Regions from separate parts of the Homo sapiens genome. Here region 1 is linked to region 2. A link is a loop called in an ENCODE intact Hi-C map of the cell type or tissue named here. Cell type or tissue: dorsolateral prefrontal cortex. All regions are shown on one strand. Each heading gives the region's core, and the rest is flanking DNA. Links, peaks and the distances in the headings are about the cores only. Region 1 has its middle 7.7 kb from the start of TRN-GTT4-1. Region 2 has its middle 16 kb from the start of TRG-CCC5-1.

Region 1 (5,372 bases), core at 183-5,182, 170 kb before region 2:
CTTTTCCCTTTCACGGGCAGCTTTTGTTTGTTTGTTTGTTTATTAATACAGAGTCTCACCCTATCACCCAGGCTGGAGTGCAGTGGCGAGATCTTGGCTTACTGCAACCTCCGCCTCCCAGGTTCAAGTGATTCTCCCACCTTGGTCTCTCAAGTCGCTGGGATTACAGTCACCCACCACCACGCCTGGCTAATTTTTGTATTTTTAATAGAGACAGGGTTTTGTCATGTTGGCCAGGCTGGTCTTGAGCTCCTGACCTCAAGTGATCTGCCTGCCTCAGCCACCCAAAGTGTTGGGATTATAGATATGAGCCACCCCTCCTGGTTGTTGGCAGCTTTTGATTTCCTGTCCTTCCAGCTTCCAAAGTTTCTGATGAGAAATCTGTTGATAATCTTATTAAAGATTTCTTGCATGTGACCAGTTGCTTTTCTCTTACCAATTTAAAGATTCTCTTTGACTTTTGAAAGTTTGATTATAATGCGTTTTGGTGTAGGTCTCTTTAGGTTTATCTTACTTGGAGTTTGTTAGGCTACTGTGTTTGTATTCATGTCTTTCATCAAATTTGGGAAGTTTTCAGCCATGATTTCTTCAAATATTCTCTATTGCCCTTCTCTCCCTCTTCTTTAGAAATTCCACAATGCAAGGCTGGGAGCAGTAGCTCATGCCTGTAATCCCAGCATTTTGGGAGGCCGAGGCGGGAGGATCACCTGAGGTCAGGAGTTTGAGACCAGCGTGACCAACATGGAGAAATGCCGTCTCTACTAAAAATACAAAATTAGCCAGGCATGGTGGTGCATGCCTGCAATCTCAGCCTCTTGGGAGGCTGAGGTGGGAGAATTGCTTGAAACCAGGAGGCAGAGGTTGCGGTGAGCTGAGATAGCGCCATTGCATTCCAGTCTGGGCAGCAAAAATGAAACTCCTTCCCCCCTCCCACCCCCCAAAACAACAACAACAAAAAAGAACTTCCACAATGTACATGGTGGTCCACTTGATGGTCACTTAGGCTCTGTTCACTTTTCTTCAATCTTTTTTTATTTCTGTTCCTCAAACTGGATGATTTCCATTGCCTTATCTTCAGGTTCACTGATTGTTTCTTCTGCCTGCTCAGCTTTCTTCAAATTTGACTTTGAATCCATCTAGTTAATTTTTTACCAAAGCAGCAACTATTTCGGAAAAGCCTCCTTCATATTGCAGCCATTGGACATGATAATACATGGGATATGCTGCCATTTGTTGAGAATCATGTGAAAATTAAGCTTCTGCCCCATCACACTAAAGTTCCAGCCCTGAGTCCCCACGGTTTTCTCCCTAGGCTAAGATAGAAAGGAAGAACATGAAATGTGCAGAAAGCATTCTCTTAAGCAAACATGTATAACTTGCCTAAATTGTAATTATTTCCCGGAACAGGATGCACCTCTAACCTCTACAGGCAGATCATAGATTCCATTGTCCAGCTGTATAATGAATTCTTCTTCTCAGAGAAGAATACCAGACACTCTCCCTGGCTTGCCTGAATCAAATTTCCAGAAGTAATCGGTGAAAGGCCACAATATGAAGTCTCTCTCAGATGAGTTCCTTCTCTTGTCACATCCCACAGTAGAAACAAAAGAGGACGGGGAGGCCAGAGCTGCTCAAAGCCTTATAACCCACAATTCTCATAGTTATTCTCAACTTAGAGAGGGCTGCTTTCTAGATGCTCCCCCTCCAGGCCTGCAGACTGCCAGGCTCCAGGAATAAGTAGCTCTGAGAAGTCTACTATTTAGCTGCGAGCCACACTCCCCTATTGCAAATTGGAGAAAGGAAGGACAAACTTAAAAGGTGAAAAGATTTAAGAGAACAACATGGTGAAACCCCATCTCTACTAAAAATACAAAAATTAGCCGGGCGTGATGGCATGCGCCTATAGGCCCAGCTACTCGGGAGGCCGAGGCAGGAGAGTCATTTGAACCCAGGAGGCGGAGGTTGCAGTGAGCCAAGATTGTGCCACTGCACACTAGCCTGGGTGACAGAGCAAGACTCCATCTCCAAAAAAAGAAAAAAGAAAGAAAGAAAGAAAGAAAGATTTAAGAGAACAATTATTTTAACTGAATACATTTTGTCAAGATTAAATCAACTTTCCCCTAGAGTACTGAAAGAATAAGCAATCATAATTTAGATTCTAAGTTACTGGTCTTTGAGAAAGTGTGAAAACCAAAAAGGTGCCACAAGCCAAAAAAGGAGCAAAAGTCCTAATTTTCAAACTGATGAAAATAAAGTACTAAAAAATGGAAATCATCATAGTTCATCTTGATCCTTGGCAAAATACAAATGTATCGATTCAAATTATAATATCTTAGCTACCCTATTGTGCGTAGCTCTTACCAATGAGGAGAAAAACCAAACCCAAACAAAAGTGTGTTCAAGTTGGCAAAAATGTTTACAAGCCTGCAAAATCTCTTCAGCCTATCCCTTAAACTCCAGACTTGGTATTTATTAAGTTCTGCTCTGTACAATACCCACCTTAATATCCATTCTTGCACAAGTTCTGTTAGGTATAAGCCAAGATGACATGAGATTTTTTTTTTTTTTTTTTTTTTTTTTTTTACCCTCTCATGCCTATGTTTGCTTTTGCTTCCAAAGACCCTTCTGAGTAAGGACTATCCTCAGACTACTGGAGTCATTTAGTCACAAGCTTGCCTGAGGCTCAGAGCTGGCAATACCTGGGAGTTTACGTCAATCCCACAGCACCCAGCAACCCTGCCTGCAAAATATTTACCATGATTGACAGGTGCAGGTGTATGAAAGCCCAGCTCCTTGACTTGAGGGGCACCTTTGTGGTGAATTAGGTTTGGGAAAAGGGAATCCAGAGGCCAACTTTGTAAAAATGCAGATAGATAAATAGAAAGAAATCTTTGCCTTGGAAGTCCAGTTGAGAAAGAGAGTGATTTACTTGAGACTCTGAAAACAGAGACTAAAATCTTTACTTTCTCATGGGAAAGAAGCCTATGGTGAAAGAGAAACAAAGAGAAAGGTAGGAAATAGGGTGGGTCTACTCCGTAGCTTTAAACCACTCTGTCATATTATAAAGCCTGGTGAGGTTTTAACTAACACAAGTGCCTGGACTCTACACATAGAGATTCTGATTTAAATGCTTCCAGGTGGGTGGAAGCCACTAGTAGTCTTAAAAAGCTCCCAAGTAATTTTACCATGTGGCTAGAGATGAAAAGGACAATCTGTCTACTAGAATCTCAAGTAACCAGTATTGAAGTGCCCCAAATGTGCAGCTACCTCATAGAAAAGGCTTAACAGCACCCATTGATGGAATTTGCCTTCCTCTCTCCGTGGTCTTGTCTGCATAGCGTGGAAATAGAGAAGAGATAAAGAGGTAGATGGAGAGATTGGACCTGTAATTTGCCTATGTAGAGTAGTTTCTCAAACTTTTCTGACCACAAGACGCAGTGAGAAATATACAATTCTTTGTGATCAGTTTTTTTTTTTCTTTTTTTGAGATGGAGTCTTGCTCTGTTGCCCAGGTTGGAGTGCATTGGCGTGACCTTGGCTTACTGCAAGCTCCGCCCTCCCGGGTTTACACCATTCTCCTGCCTTAGCGTCCTGAGTAGCTGGGACTACAGGCACCCACCACCATGCCCAGCTAATTTTTTTTTTTTTTATTTTTAGTAGAGACGGGGTTTCACCGTGTTAGCCAGGATGGTCTCAATCTCCTGACCGCGTGATCCACCTGCCTCAGCCTCCCAAAGTGCTGGGATTACAGGCATGAGCCACCGCGCCTGTCCTGTGATCAGTTTTTAAAAAATCTTTTACTATGTGTAATCCACCCTACCTAGAATTTAAATAAAGCCTGTAGTAATAAGCAGTCCACTATATTGATTTCACAACCCCTAAGTGGTTCAGAATTGCAATTAGAAAATTTTTACTTTTGGCCGGGTGTGGTGGCTGGAGCCTGTAATCCCAGCACTTTGGGAGGATCACTTGAGGTTGGGAGTTTGAGACCAGCCTGACCAACATGGAGGAACCCTGTCTCTACTAAAAAAAAAAAAAAAAAAAAAAAAAATTAGCTGGGCGTGGTGGTGCATGCCTGTAATCACACCTACTTGGGAGGCTGAGGCAGGAGAATTGCTTGAACCCCAGGGGGTGGAGGTTGTGGTGAGCTGAGGTTGCACCATTGCACTCCAGCCTGGGAAACAAGAGTGAAACTGTCTAAACAAAAAAAAAAAAAAAAAAGAAAAGAAAAGAAATAAATTTTTACTTTTGCTCAGCCTTTTTATCAAGCAAAATCCCAAAAGAACATTTACTATAAACATCTTTCTGTGAATCCTTATTTCTGTCCCAGCCACCATGACCCAATAATCTCTAGAGCCTGTTAGTGTTCTCCAGATTGAAGCCTTCCCTCTAACTGCTCCTAAACTCTGTGATGTAGTGGAAAAGGTTTGAGGACTTGATTCCCATCCCAGATTTTTCACCTACAGATCATACGGCCTTAACCTCTTGACACCATTGTCTCCTTATGGCCAAAGATGGAACTGTACTTGGGTGGTATCTGAGCACCCTGTTGGCTTTGACATTCTAGGGCTCTTCCCTTGTCACCACTCTCTTATTTAAAAGGAATAGGATGTGGACTTAGGAGGGTTATTTCTCTGCAAACTATCCTCTCTTTCTTACGACAAGCTATTCCTGAATGTGCATATTTGAGGCTAAGCAAATCCCTTCCTGGGAGGTTGAAAGACCCTTATTTCTCTCCAGAGGAGTATTATGGAGAGTCAATTGATGCTGAGGAGGTGGTAGAGACCTAGCGAACTCAACTGCAGTGGCTTTGAGCAAGGCTCTTAGAATCATAAGGTGGGTGGGGTCCTGTGTCCTACACCACACGCCAGCTGGTTCACTTCAGGAGACTTTTTTTTAATCTATTATTACTATCTTCTTCTAGACTGTAGTTCACTACTGGAGATTATCCACTTAGTTGCACTCAGTTTGCACCTGGCCTGTATCACCAGTCAGCTCTCACTCCAGCCTCAGGTATCAGCAAGACCTCACCAAAGATTATTGTTTAATTGTATGTGTGTGTGTTTTTGTTTGTTTCGGGTAACAACTAATGTTGGAACTATGAAAAACTCTTCTCTACTTTTAACAAAGCTTAGTCACAAACAGTTCCCCAGTTGATGAGAAAAACTAAAACAACAGAACAATTGAAAGTCTGAATCTGCAAGTTCATCTCTGAGAACCGAATTTTACAGCCACTCCAGATTTGTACTCCAAATGGATAGTTTGACTGTAGAAATCACATCCCTTCAGTCTGCCAATGTGATAACTGCCCAAGAGAGAGTGATGCCTACATTCATAGATAATCCCCTTTCCCCCATCCTATATATAACTGG
Region 2 (5,372 bases), core at 230-5,229:
CATCACACAGACAGATGTGTGTTTTCATCCCGTCTGTCCGTGACTAATAAGGCCAGGGGCTTTGTCTTCCCGGCTCTGTATGCCCAGAGCCTGACTCCAGTAAACATCTGCTGAATGAGTGGGGCATGGAATCCCAGGGACTTGTCCACTCTGCCTACAGCTCATTGCATGTGACCCTAGACAAAACTCCCCTCTGGGCATTTCCGAGCCTATCTGGCAAGTGGATCTAACCTGCTCTACCAGGCTGCGGCCATGAGTGAAGAGACATCCCCTACTCCTGGCCTGGATGTCCCTTCTCATATTTATTCATTCAACAAACAGCAAGTGGGTGCACTCAACTGCCCGGCCTGTCATCACGTCAGCCACACATTCTTCTATCCACGCATGTATGGGTCTGAGGAATAGGAGAACAAGATAATTCAGGAGTGGCAAGTGCTATATAGTGAAATGAGGAGTTTGGTAGGAAGCGATGGGGATGGTTCTTTAAGTTGAGGGGTCAGGGAAGCCAGGCATCTTTGAGGGGAGGAGAGCTGAGAACCTAATGAAAAGAGGGTCGGCCTCGCAGCCCTGCCATGGTGGAACTGGCAGTGATGTGGGGAGGTGTAGAGGCCTCAGGGGGGGTCAAATTTGGCCTAATTACGGGCCAGGAGGAAGACCTGGGAGGCTGGGAGAGTTGCAGGCAACTGTAGGCTTCTGGAACTATTCCATGCTAGCTGATGGGCTGGGGTGTAGAACCTTTCTCAAATCGGGGCTGCATTTCTTCCCTGGGCCAGGCCTACTTGGGAATCTTTTAACATAGGCCGGGAAGTTTGACTGGAGGACACCGAGAGCCGTAGATCCACCAAAGGCTCCGTGAATTTCAATTGAAAGCAGTCACGGGCCACAACCAGACTGATCCTCGGAGGGACAGCCTCTTCCTGGCCTCCCTCTGGGGAGGCGTGACTGGCAGTGGGGCGGGCTGCGGGAATCATTCTGCAGCCCGACTCTGGCTCCATGGGCAGCTCACTCCCTGCGGCGGTGCTGGCAGTCAGCTGGCACCAGTCTCCGCCAGAGATTCCCACAGCCCACACGGGGGACCCATGTTTCTTTTGTGTAATCAGAGGTGACTTGATGAATAGTTACAGTTCATCCATAGCATCTTTGTTCCCAGGAGAAAGAAAACAAATCATGATTTATACGATCATCGCCAGGGCGCCTCTGACCTACAAAGAGGGTTTGGGTCAAAGCCGGGGCAAAGGGCAAGGGCTTGGTCTGGGAGCACTTTTCTGCAGCTGTCACTGTGGTCAGGGCTAGAGCTGGCAAGGGTCTGGGAGTCAGAGGTCTCCCCCAAGACCCATCCTCTCCCCTCTAGGTAGTGTTCCCCACAGCAGAAATGATGCCCAGCCTGGCCCGTACTTGGCAGGACCCGGACAGGCCAGGCCAGCCATAGACCCCCCTGGTGGCTGGTCCTCCCAGGCACAGGGAAGGATCCTAAAGTTCAGCAATGGCTGTGCGCCAGGCACCAGGCCTGTGCTCAGGGCTCTGCAGGCACTTCTCAGGCACTCTGCACGAGGTCAGGATGACAACTGTTGCCCCCATTTCATGGATGGGTTTGGGAACACAAAGAGACAAGAAGCAAGACTGTGGCACAGCTCAAAGGCACGGGACTCGAGCCAGGTCCTCCTGCGGGGCTGTGCCCCAGCAGCTGTCAAAGAGTGTTCCTGAGTTCCCAGCAGTGAGGTCTGTGGGGAAGGGCAGTGGTCTGTGCAGTGGGAGGGAGGGAGGGAGGCAGAGGGACAGACCGACCAAGAGCAGAAGGGGTGTAGACGTGGCACATTTGGAGTCAGAAGCAGGCTCTGCATCAGACACAGCCTCAAATCGGGGCTCTGCCTCTTTCTCACAGAGTGATCTTAGCTCTCTGTGCCTCAGTTTCCTCATCTGTACCAGAAGAACAATGCTAACACCTGTCCTGTGGGGTTGTTACAAAGACCAGCTGAGAGAACGTGTGTGTTGTACTCATCACAGTGCTTGAGACAGAGTAATCATTCAGTAAATGGTGGCTGCTATCACTATTATTATTATTTACTATTATTACTTTTATTAATTCCTCTCTCTAGTGATGGGAATTTTGTTTATTTTCTCATTTATTTATTTATTTTAGAGATAGGCTCTTGCTCTGACACCCAGGCTGGAGTGCAGCGGTATGATCATAGTTCCCTGCAGCCTCAACTTCTTGGACTCAAGTGATCCTCCCTCCTCAGCCTCCTGAGTGGCTGGGACTACAGGTGTGCACCAACACACCTGGCTCATTTTTGTATTGTTTGTAGAGACGGAGGTCTCTCTATGTTGCCCAGGCTGGTCTCGAACTCCTAGGCTCAGGCAGTCCTCCTGCTTTGGCCTCCCGAGGTGCTTGGATTCCAGGTGTGTGATGGGAATTTCATTTTGGTCCTTATGCTCATCCATATCTTTGTAATACTCCCCAGTGACTGTGAGAGTGCCCATTGTTCTTCTTGTCCTCAGGCCAAGGTGGAAGGGGATGTTGAGCCAGGACCCCTTCCCACCCAGCCCAACAGCATATCTGCCTCATGTTCTGGGGTATTCCAAGCTGGAGGCTCTGACTCCATAATGGGGCGCATGAGTGCAGATGGTGGAATACTAATGAGAATGGTGATGAGCTCCAGCACTTACTGAGGGCTCATTCCGTGCCAGGAACTTGGGCTGGGAGTGCCAGCCAGCGGCCCTGCAGGAGGCCGTGGGTACCACTTCCCCCTGCTGCTCAGATCCTGCTTGATGCCAGCTTCTCAGACCTTCTCTGGCTGGCTGGGCACCCCTGGGTCATGGATCTCTGCCAAGTAGGGAGTGCTGAGAGAGCAGAGCTCACTGCAGGTCTGGCCCCCCACCCGCTGTGTACACCGCCGTGGGCCTCTGCAGAAAGAACCCAGTGGGCCCCCACCAGCCCCTGATCCCAAAGACCCCGGCACTCACTGTGCCTTGGTTACGGGGTGAATAATTTAGGCCGCTGAGCGTCGGTCATGAAATATTCAACAGCCTGTTCTGATGCAGCAGTATGTGAGTGTGTGTGGGGGTGACGCTGGCGCTGGGGTGTGGAGGCTGGCAGCCACGAGCCAGCATGTTTCTGAAGATAGATACGTAGCTGGGTCTTCTGTCTCCCTCATCTGTGTTGACGGGACCCCCTCTGGATCACCAGGCATGGTGCCTGCTCCCCGCACCATCATGAAGTGCCCGGCTCAGCATCAGCCCCAGCAAATGGCAGCCCTGTGTCTAGGGAGTGGGGAGGGAGGAGAAATCAGTGAGTGGGGGTCCATGGGGGCTGCAGAGTCAGGGGTCTCAGTCAGAGTCAGCCTTGGGGTCTCAGGAGTCAGGGAAGTGGACAGAGAACCAGGGCTTTAGGGACAGGGAGATGCCAGCTGGGAGGGGCTCAGGATGTGTGTGAGAGGGAGGGAGAGGGCACACGTGACAGGGGTCAGAAGAGGGGCTGAGTCGTGTTGGGAACAAGAGGGTGGGTGGGCAAAGGGGGGTAGCCTGGTGCACGTTGATGGGCAGGCAACAAGTGGATGGGCAGTTGGATGGGTGAACGAGGGATGAATGCAGGGTGGAGCATGTGGTTGATCTACGGGGTGAAAGACTGGGGGAGGTAGATGGGCAGGATGTCAAGTCCTGTGAGGAATTGGCCTCCTAGGCACAAAAGGTGAACTGGAACCCAATAGGTCGTGGCCCCCAACCTGGAACTTCTCCTGGGTCTGGGGGTAGGTTGTGGCTCCACCTAGTGTCCTTTGGTGGCAACTGCACCCTGGGCTGTTCACACCCAACAGCCCAGCAGCCAGGACAGCCCTGCTGTTCCCTAGGTAGGCCCCCTCTGGGCTGGCAGAGCAAGGATAAGGGACAGTGACAGCCGAAAACTAGGCCCTAGGAGGAGCCCCTGAGACACATTCCATCTCTTCACTCCCTGCATGCCCATATTGCCAGCCAGGCCCTGCATGCACAGACAGATGGGTGTTCAAGTGCCACTTACCAACTGTGTGACCGAGGAGAGAGCTGAGTCTGTGCCTCTGTTGTGGGACTATGGGTGATGGCACAGAGTCCCAGCCCCACCTGTGAGCCTCCCCAGCTGTAGCTGCACCATTGACTGAATTCTGATTCTGGCAGGTCCCCTGCTAGGTGCCTTACCGGTGTAATCTCAGTTGATGGTCACAGTAATAGTTGATGGCCGGGCGCAGTGGCTCACACCTGTAATCCCAGCACTTTGGGAGGCCGAGACAGGCGGATCACTTGAGCTCAGGAGTTTGAGACCAGCCTGGCCAAGATGGCAAAACTGGGTTTCTGCTAAAAATACGAAAATTAGCCAGGCGTGGTGGCACATGCCTGTAGTCCCAGCTGTTTGGGAGGCTCAGGCAGGAGAATGGCTTGAACCCAGGAGGCAGAGGGTGCAGTGAGCTGAGATTGCGCCATTGCATTCCAGCCTGGATGACAGAGAAAGACTCCGTCTCAAAAATAAAAATAAAAAAAGAAGAACCTGCTTGCCAGTGCCGTAGCCCAGAGCTAGCACAGCAGAAGCATTCAGTACATAGTGGACATCCCGAGGGCTGCCAGATTAACAAAAACAGCAACAACAAAACCCGGGATGTTTGACTAGCTTTGAATCTCAGATAAAAAAGTTGTATTTTAGTATAAGTATGTCCCATGCAATATTTGGGATATAGAATACTAAAGCATTATCCGTTCATCCGAAATTCCGGTTGAACTGTGTGAACTGCATTTTGTCTGGCAACCCTTACCACCCTGCCCGCTGGGAACTCAGTCTTCTGGGGGAGGCAAAGGTCAAAATCAGTTATGGTCAACCAAGCATGACAGGTCATGCTCATAGTGGCCCTGGGCAGTGTGGGGCGGAGGCCAGCAAGGGGGAAATAAATCAGGGTGGCCCTCATGGAGGAGGGATGGGTACTGAGTCTTCAAGAGGGAGGAGGATGGAAGGACATTCCAGATGGAGGGGGCACACGATGAAAGGGATAGAGGTCAGACACAGCAGTTGTGGGGACTCATGGTGACAGTGGGCGAGAGGGGAGGAAAGGCCAGCTCACCACATCTTTGTAGACCTCGGTTAAAAAGTGGGACTGAGGCTGGGCGCGGTGGCTCTGTAATCCCAGCACTTTGGGAGGCCGAGGCGGGCGGATCACAAGGTCAGAAGTTCGAGACCAGCCTGGTCAACATGGTGAAACCCCGTCTCTACTAAAAATACAAAAGATTAGCGGGGCGTGGTGGCGCATGCCTGTAATCCCAGCTACTCAGGAGGCTGAAGCAGAAGAATCGCTTGAACCCGGGAGGCAGAGATTGCAGTGAGCCAAGATCCAGCCACTGCACTCCAGCCTGGGCGA

What was found. A loop is a pair of places that touch in the nucleus more often than their neighbours do. Peaks named below come from ENCODE experiments on the same cell type or tissue, not always from the same donor. Only the 100,000 strongest peaks of a DNase experiment are listed, where the experiment ranks them.
Region 1: a loop joins it to region 2, with 1.0 times the contacts of the local background. A loop is called at or near these places in 1 of 110 quality-filtered maps.

Annotation. Positions count from the first base shown.
Region 1 is chr1:16,879,271-16,884,642 of GRCh38, reverse strand. No RefSeq gene overlaps it. Among named protein-coding and RNA genes, the nearest start is that of TRN-GTT4-1, 7.7 kb to the left of the region's middle. In dorsolateral prefrontal cortex, for the core only: no CTCF peak of the experiment used is centred there; no DNase peak of the experiment used is centred there.
Region 2 is chr1:16,708,357-16,713,728 of GRCh38, reverse strand. It overlaps the pseudogene ESPNP. Among named protein-coding and RNA genes, the nearest start is that of TRG-CCC5-1, 16 kb to the left of the region's middle. RefSeq lists an enhancer at 5,058-5,372. In dorsolateral prefrontal cortex, for the core only: no CTCF peak of the experiment used is centred there; a DNase peak (open chromatin) is centred at 2,872; H3K4me3 peaks cover 700 bases.